3 separate regions of the Homo sapiens genome follow, and all the other regions are linked to region 2. A link is a contact called in ENCODE Hi-C or POLR2A ChIA-PET data. All regions are on one chromosome and are shown on one strand. The core of a region is the stretch at or near the end of the contact, and the rest is flanking DNA. Distances in the headings are between cores, read along the strand shown. Region 1 holds the start of YJEFN3 (YjeF N-terminal domain containing 3). Region 2 holds the start of ZNF737 (zinc finger protein 737). Region 3 holds the start of GATAD2A (GATA zinc finger domain containing 2A).

The links. Hi-C counts contacts between places; a loop is a spot of excess contacts on that map. ChIA-PET counts read pairs that join two places held with the same protein, here RNA polymerase II (POLR2A). Pooled maps may share reads with other maps.
Region 1: a loop to region 2 is called in a pooled map, with 5 times the contacts of the local background. The contact joins the promoter of YJEFN3 here to the promoter of ZNF737 in region 2. A Hi-C loop is called at or near these places in 5 of 50 pooled maps. POLR2A ChIA-PET finds 5 or more read pairs at or near these places in 2 of 52 experiments (activated CD4-positive, alpha-beta T cell and activated naive CD4-positive, alpha-beta T cell).
Region 3: a pooled map shows a loop between it and region 2 (4-fold over the local background). The contact joins the promoter of GATAD2A here to the promoter of ZNF737 in region 2. A Hi-C loop is called at or near these places in 1 of 50 pooled maps. POLR2A ChIA-PET finds 5 or more read pairs at or near these places in 2 of 52 experiments (B cell and CD4-positive, alpha-beta memory T cell).

The regions. Positions count from the first base shown.
Region 1 is chr19:19,527,569-19,530,268 of GRCh38, forward strand. It overlaps YJEFN3 (YjeF N-terminal domain containing 3), which reads left to right and starts at 1,343. Exons shown (of 7, transcript NM_198537.4): 1 at 1,343-1,423; 2 at 1,796-1,945. The coding sequence starts at 1,365. NDUFA13 (NADH:ubiquinone oxidoreductase subunit A13) reads left to right here. Exons shown (of 5, transcript NM_015965.7): 4 at 133-202; 5 at 439-630. The coding sequence ends at 558. RefSeq lists enhancers at 602-1,102, 2,078-2,700.
Region 2 is chr19:20,564,481-20,567,258 of GRCh38, forward strand. It overlaps ZNF737 (zinc finger protein 737), which reads right to left and starts at 1,301. Exons shown (of 4, transcript NM_001159293.2): 1 at 1,158-1,301. The coding sequence starts at 1,160. All of the region lies in intron 2 of LOC105372316 (a long non-coding RNA gene), which reads left to right. RefSeq lists enhancers at 734-893, 1,104-1,153.
Region 3 is chr19:19,404,296-19,406,995 of GRCh38, forward strand. It overlaps GATAD2A (GATA zinc finger domain containing 2A), which reads left to right and starts at 1,380. Exons shown (of 12, transcript NM_001384528.1): 1 at 1,380-1,724. RefSeq lists enhancers at 536-1,444, 882-941, 1,445-2,351 and silencers at 1,062-1,611, 2,172-2,251.

The DNA.
Region 1 (2,700 bases), core at 93-2,592, 1.0 Mb before region 2:
AAAGCTAGGAGTTGGCTGGGGGAAAAGGAGACAGGGTCGGAGGGAGGCTTGAAGGGGTGCTACTAGGGGCCCTAGGCAGGGGCCCCTCAGGGCACTGAGGCCCCACCCCCACCATCGGCCCCATCCCCACAGGACCTTGCAGATGCTTCGGGAGAACCTGGAGGAGGAGGCCATCATCATGAAGGACGTGCCCGACTGGAAGGTGGGTCCCGGCTGGGAGGGCAGAGGTGCCAGCCACGGCAGAGACAGGGCCTGGGGTTGGGGAGCTCCCACAGCTTTCTATAGAAACCCCAGGACCAAGGGGGTGGTGGGTGCCAGGTCCCACAAGGGAAGGCTGTAGCGCCTGCCACGCACAGGGGCCACTGATCCTGGGGGATGGGTCCTAGCAGGCTGTATATGGGTGGCTGTGCCTCTACCCATACCCCACTGTCCCCACAGGTGGGGGAGTCTGTGTTCCACACAACCCGCTGGGTGCCCCCCTTGATCGGGGAGCTGTACGGGCTGCGCACCACAGAGGAGGCTCTCCATGCCAGCCACGGCTTCATGTGGTACACGTAGGCCCTGTGCCCTCCGGCCACCTGGATCCCTGCCCCTCCCCACTGGGACGGAATAAATGCTCTGCAGACCTGGCCTGCCTGTTTTCCTGGGGACTGGGGGAAAGAAGGGGGAGAGGGCCCAGCTAGGCACCACCGGATCACATGTAGCATGGGGACGCAGCAGATATGCACAGGGTGACCTCAAAACACACCTAGGGGCTGCCCCTGGATCCACTGGCGGCCTCCTCTCTGCCTCCGATATACCTGGACTCTCCTGCCTCCCTTTTGAAACCATGCCTGTCAGCAGCCCACTTACCTCTCCAGGCTGGGGGCCCCTGGGTCAGCTTTGGGTCAGACCTTCTCCACGGAGGTCTGGAGAGTGGGGGGAGCCTTGACCTCCCGGATACAAGTGATCCTCCCGCCTCAGCCTCCCGTGTCACTGCGATTACAGGATTACAGGCGTGAGCCACCATACCTTGTGCAGCCCTGCCAATTGTAGGCATGGCGAGGGTATTTGTCTGCGGAGGGGCTCCTCGCTCCCTGAGAGGGAAGCTCAGAGACACGGGGATATCTGCAGGGAAAGTAAGTCGGGGGAAGCAACCAAGATTGGCCAGGTGCCTCTGCTGTGGGCTCCTGGCACGAAAGGGTGAAGTCCGTCTGAGTCCACCGACCAATGGTGACGCGCAGCGCCTTCGCGGCGCTTCCTGATTGGCGGGCATGCAGGGTGGGCGGGAGGGAGGAGAAGAGGGGGCGTCCCCTCCCTCCACGGATGCGCTTAAAAGGCGGTGGCGGTGGCGGCAGCGCCCGGCGCCCGGGCTCACCTCGGCCATGAGCAGCGCAGCCGGCCCAGACCCGTCGGAGGCGCCCGAAGAGCGGCATTTCCTCAGGTCAGCTGGGGAGAGGGAAGCTGGAGACGGGCATGGTTCCCATGGGGCCAGGAGCAGCCCGTAGGACCGGAGGCAGGGTCATAGCTGGGACAGAATGGGGTCCGGGGACTGGAGACGGGCACAGCCGGGATGGAGGTTCAACGGCAGAGGCATGACCACGGTGGGGAACCGGAGGCAGGGATATGGCCAAGACGGGCCTGGGAATCCCGGGAATCCGAGACCCTCCTGGCATCTTGCTGGAGACACTAAGCTGCGTTGCTGGGGAAACTGCCTCCGGGGCAGCCCGCCCCTCATGAATGATTCATCAGCAGCGCTGGTCGCTCCCCCACCGAACCCCAACCGTGGCCCACCCCCACTCTCCATCTCTCCCAGGGCCTTGGAGCTGCAGCCCCCACTTGCCGACATGGGAAGAGCGGAGCTTAGCTCAAATGCTACCACCTCCCTTGTCCAGAGGAGGAAACAGGCCTGGGGAAGGCAGTCATGGCTAGAGCAGATTTGGAACGCAGGGCCTGTTTGCCAGAGGTTGGTGAGTTTGGGATCTAGAACTGGCGCCGTGGCTGTGACTCTCACCTCATCCTCCTCAGCCTTTGTGACATGGGACCCCAGGCAAGGCTGTTGACCTCACTGTGAACCAGATGCGTCCAACAGCTCCTGCCCACTGCCCACCTAGCAGGGCACGTGTCCCCTCAGCCGATGTCCAGACTCAGTCTAGGGAAGAGTGTTTTAGGAGCTGTGACTTCACCTTGGGGTGAAGGGGTGAGGTGAGGGGGGCCTCAAATGCTAAGTGAGGGGAGTGAGGGGGCTCTCAGGGGTGGGTAGGAGCTAGAACGTAGTGGGGAACTGGCTGACGAGGCTGGAGACACAGAAGGGCCTCTTAGGCATGGTGAGGAGTTTGGAGTTTGAATGTTCCCAGAGCCCTCGGGAGCCATCAGCAGGTTTGGGACCCGGTGATGCAATCTGGTGTTCGAGTTTTCAAAGCCCCCCCAGGCTCATGTTGAGTTTTGGGGGCAGGAGGCTGCTGTGTGCGGCCAGGTGATCCCCCGTGGTGGTCTGGTGGGCAGAGGTGTGAGGTGGAGAGAAGCAGGTAGGACTGAGAGCAGGGTGAGTGTGGCATGGCCACCCTGGCCTGAGGTTTCACCTCCCAGAAAGCCCCCTCCTGGAAGCATTTGGCGAGTGTCAGGCCCAGTTCCCTTTGGACCCAGGCCACTTCAGGCCTCCTGGGTCTGACAGGGAAATCCTTGGGGCCTTGAAGCTTCTCTCATCTAGGGGCCGAGATT
Region 2 (2,778 bases), core at 51-2,550:
CATCTCTACTAAAAATACAAAAATTAGCTGGGCGTGGTGTCGCGTGCCCATAGCCCCAACTACTCCAGAGGCTGAAGCAGAAGAATGCTTGAACCTGAGAGGCGGAGGTTGCAGTGAGCCGAGATCTGACACTGCACTCCAGCTCTGGCGACAGAGCGAGACTCCGTCTCAAAAAAAAAAAAATAAAAATAATAAATTGAGGAACATGGGGTACACTTGAGGCCTTGCTTGAGACACATGTGGAAAATGCCAGGGAAAATCAGTCCGCTGTGGCGTGTGAAAATAATTAAGTGGCAGGCAATTAGACTGAAGAAGCTCTAGTCCCTGGATTTCTACCTCAAAAAAAAAAAAATCTAAGCTCATGTGCATTTTTTGGGAAATTACTACATTAGGGGAAACAAAATTCAGGCTTAAGCAACTATAAACTGCCAATTAAACTGTAATTACATAACCAGGAATTTTTTTTTTTTTTTTGAGACGGAGTCTCACTGTCGCGCAGGCTGGAGTGCAGTGGCAAGATCTCAGCTCACTGCAACATCCACCTCCGGAGTTCAAGCGATTCTCTCACTTCTGCCTCCCGAGAAGCTGTGATTACAGACATCTGTCATCACACCCAGCTAATTTTTGCATTTTTAGTAGACATGGGGTTTCCCCATTTGGGCCAGGCTTATCTTGAAGTCCTGACCTCAAGTTATCCGCCTGCCTCGGCCTCCCAAAGTGCTGGGATTACAGGCGTGAACGACTGCGCCCGGCCCCATAAATTTTGAATAGCAGAAAACAGAAACTGTGAACTCCACGGACCAAAGCTCTTCCCATTCATGAACCTGCACCCCGAGTCAGGATTCTCCCCTGACGACCCTCTGGTGGTCCCTGCACATTCTGGGAGAGACGGGAGGCTGCGGTTGCAGAGCTGCCCACGGAGCGCTCCAGGCCAGAGCAGTCACTACGCAGGGAAGACACAGGACGCCAGGGGGCCCGGCTGTCAGCGTAGCCGCCAAATTATGGCTGAACGGGACTGAGGCCGAGCTGGGCAAGGAGAACTCAGGGTGCAGATTGTGGAGCTGACTGCGCAGAGGCCTGAGTCCCGCCACAGCCACTTCCCACCGGTTCCAACCAGCCTATCCCCCTCTCTCGGGATGTCGGACCGGCACTCTCACCATTTCTAGGCTTCCAGGGGCTCCCGGGCGTCTTAGCTGTGGATCTCCCAATACCTGCAGGACACAGGGCCACAGAGGCTGGGCCTCTAGGAGCAGAGGACACACAGCAGTGAAGACAAGACCTGGAGCTCCGGCTGCAGAGACAAAGGCCCCGCAAAACCCGGAAGCCTTCCGCTTCACTCTGGCTGCGTGCCTGATTGGACGGCTTCCAGCCCAGCGTCCCTGATTGGATAATGCTTAAATCCCCGCCCCCTCAGGCCCTGAGTGACAGAAGATATGATCAGATGCTGGGTTAAGTGAACAAAGAGTGCCAGCCTAAGCAGCTGGCTTTTCAAACAGTGCTTCCTCCCTGAGCTGAGCCAGGCCCACCCCAGAGCATGGGAATATTTTATCTCTTGTTTACTCTCTTTCTTGTTGAATGTATTAAAAAGGTGAACAGAAGTATTTTGCTGTCATTAATAATACATAAAATTTTTGTTCAACAGAAAATCAACTTTTACTTTGGTAATGGTAAAATCTATTAAAGCTAATTTTAATAAAACCTTATAAATAAATCAAATTTGTCATTTTTGAGCACTCCAGATTTACATATATATTTTGTAATATCTCGTAATTTTAAAAAACTATTTATATTTTATTTTTGTCCACATTCTTTTTATTTTTTCAATTTGAAACAATCTTTAATTTCCAACAGCTATAGGAGATAGAAATCATTTAGAGGCAGGCACGGATAGTTCACGCTGGTAATTCCAACACTTTGGGAGGCCAAGGTGAGCAGATCACTTGAGGTCAGGAGTTCAAGACAAGCCTAGCCAACATGGTGAAACCCCATCTCTAATAATAACTAATAAATAATAATAATAACTAATAATATAAAAAGTTACCTGGGTGTGGGGGTGCACATCTGTAGTCCCAGCTACACCGGAGGCTGAGGCAGGAGAATCACTTGAAGCCAGGAGGCGGAGGTTGTGTAACAGCCCAAGGGGTTTATTTTACCCTTTGCCTAGACAGAGCCGATTCATCAAGACAGGGGAATTTGTGGAGGAAAAGTCACATATTAAATCTGAACTCAATTGAATGTGGACACAAACAATTGTCACCAAGTCCCAGAACAGGTTGTGTGAGCCCCTGAGGTGTTCATCCAGCGCTGTATTGAAGAAATCTCTATTTCAATCTATTCCTATATATTAGTTGTTGAAAAACAATAGACAATCACAAAAAAAGGTTGACCTTTTTGTGTTCCTTGAGGCAAGTCGTGAAGGGCTCTCATCACTGGGCCTTATGCCAAACAACTCGTTACAAAAGAGCTAAGGTCCCAGACCGCCCTGAAGCTTCATAAGACCTCTCCTTGTCTGTGTACGATGGACGGGTGGCTGACTCTAGAGCTGTGGCTGTTGCCTCCCTCTCTGGTGGTGAATCCCCCATAGTCTGGTGAGGGAAAATATATATATATATATATATATATATATATATATATCTTTTCCCATTTCCTCGTCTTATTAAGATTGGCTTATTACATCAATCTGCTTATTATATTTATTTGCTTATTATATCATTTGCTTATTATATTATTACTTTATTATGTCTGCATTGCCATTTACGTGGGATAAAAGTTGTTTAC
Region 3 (2,700 bases), core at 130-2,629, 1.2 Mb before region 2:
GTTCTACATGAAGTGTTTTTCAGGTTTGCGGTTGAGACCCAATTATTCTTGGGCGTTACATTGATTTTCTTTTCAAATGAAGTAGAATAGAAATAACAGTACAGGCTGGGTGCAGTGGCTTATGCCTGTAATCCCAGCATTTTGGGAGGCCGATGCGAACAGATCACGACATCAGGAGATGGAGACCATCCTGGCCAAGATGGTGAAACCCCGTCTCTACTAAAATACAAAAAAAAAATTGCCGGGTGTGATGGAACGCGCCTGTAATCCCAGCTACTGGGGAGGCTGAGGCAGGGGAATCCGTGAACCTGGGAAGTGGAGGTTGCAGTGAGCCGAGATAGCGCCACTGCACCACTCCAGCCTGGCGACAGAGCAAGACTCTGTCTCCAAAAAAAAGAAAAAAGAAAACAGTACGTTGCATGTGGTAAATTTATGTTTGGTGAAACTTTTGTTTCAGTTGTACATATAGATTTATTAGGGTATGCGATAAAGCATGTCACCACCACTCTTCAGGAGTCTAGGTGTCTCATCAGGAATCGTTTGTTTTAAAACAACATGAAAAGAGGCGGTTTTGGGGATTCCTCAGAACCTGATTTTGGTATTGAGAGCCTTCTTGTGGTAGATTTTCCATGAACTTGATATTTTCCCTATTGAAATTGTATTTCGCTTTATGTAGTTTAACATCTCCAAAGTCCATTCTCTTTCAGGCTTTCATTCTGTCTCCTGTGTTTCCTCCTTGTTACTGGAGAGGGAGGGGTGCAGATTTGCTTTCTTGAGGGGTTTTCACCTTCTCCCTGAGGCACGAGGGCAGATTGGGAGGTAACTGGAGAGGGAGAGCAGTCGTCCCCAAGTGTCTTGAGGTGGGTGGGTCTGGAGCTTTCTTTGTAGAATTCTGTTCACTGCACTGGAGAAGTGATCGTTCAGCCGATCCACACCCCGCCCTCCCCACAGACACCGGGGCCGAAGTTCCCAGAGAAGAGCTTCCGCGTGACGACCCCGCGGGGGTGACATTCTAACCCGCGTTTCAGAGGCAACCCTGAGTTGCTTGAGGTCGCCCAGCTCAGCTGGCGCGAGGTCAGCAGTGAGCGCGTCGTGAGTCAGCCTTGGGTGCGGCCCGCCCGGCTTTGCCGCCGGTGAGTTGGCCACGACCCTTCGGCCTGCGGAGGGCGCTGGGACTCGGCGGGGAGGGAGCCAGCCGGAGCCCGCGTGGGAAACCAGCGCGCCCAACGAGGTGTCGCGTGGGAGCGCGCCGGAGAGGGGCGGTGCTTCCGGGGCGGTACCGTCCGGCCCCGCCCCCTCAACTCAGGGGCCCGCCTTCTACGCCTGGAACCCCGCCCACGAGCTCCTCCCTTCTCGTCAGGCCCCGCCCCTCGGTCGCCACGCCCCGCCCAGCCGGGCGCGGGCGGGCGGCGTCGCCTTTAAGAGCTCCCCGGTGTTTTGGGGGCCGCGGGCCGGGCGCGCTGACCTGGTGCGCATGTCCCGGGCGGTGACGCCGGCGCCGGGCTCCATGTGTGCGGCCGAGGGGCGCATTATCTGGCCGGCGGCGCGGGCGGGCGGGCGGACCGGCGCAGCGAGCGCCGCGGGCCCGGGCGGCCCCACAGGCGGAACGAGCGCGCGCGGCCCGGCGTCCCCGGCCCCTCCGCCGCCCGGCCCCGCGGGCGACCCCGGACCAGCAGCCCCCGTAACCTGCGCGCTGCCCTAGGGCCCGGCCGACCCGCGGCCCGGTAAGTTCTGGACCAAACTTGGCGGGGGGCGGGGGCTGGGGACGCACGGCTGAGACTGGAGCGGCGCGGGCCGCGCAGGGTCGGGGCCTCGGGGGGCTCTGAAGGACCCCTGCATGAGCGTGGAAAAGTGAGAGCGAGCGAGTTCTACTCCTTGTATTCTGGGAGCGTCTTCTTGCGCTGCCCTGGAAAGTTCCTTGCCCCGAGGCGGCCCGGGCACGTGGGGGCCGGGCGGGGGTCCCGGAAAGTCGCGGCGTCGCCCCGCTTCCGTCCTGCGCTTCCTGCGGGGTCGGGGGAAGGGCTGGGCCGCGAGGCGCCTCTTCCGAGTGGTCGGGACGGGTGGAGGCGGCGGGAAGACGGCACGTGGGCGCGCGGGGCGGGGGTCCCGCTCAGGGGCGGGGGTCCGGGGCGGGTTGGGCAGCAACGCTGAACCCCGCGGCGGCGGCGGCGGCGGCGGCGGCGGATCCCGTGTCAGAATAAGAGTCCCCGCGCGCCCACGCCTGGAGGGCCGGCCCTCCCCCAGCTCGCGCCCTTCCTGCCTAACCCCCGGGAGCCGCGGGACCCTTTCCCCTCTCTGATCTCCGGCCTTTCTCAAGGCCCGACACTTTAAATTTGCCTCCCCATCTAGGCGGTGGCTCCATTGATTTCTTTTTTCCCACCTAGAGTGGGTCGGCATCAGTGACTAGACAGCAGCAGCTGGCCTTTTAAAGGGATTATTGCCAAGAATCGGAATTGATCACTTCAACAAGGAAAGGCTTATGGGCAGGGCCCAGGCTGAGAGCCTGACGGACACTTGGATTGTGCGCACACTGGGACCCAGAAATGAATGGTGACCCCTCCCTTAGGAAGTGAATGACAACCCTTAGGTGCGTGTTTCTGCCCTGAGAATTTTGCACAGGGCAAAATTTTGTAGGTCTGACTTAACGTCTTTAGGTGTATAGTTCATCCTTATCTTAAGAGCTGTGGATTCTTTAGATCA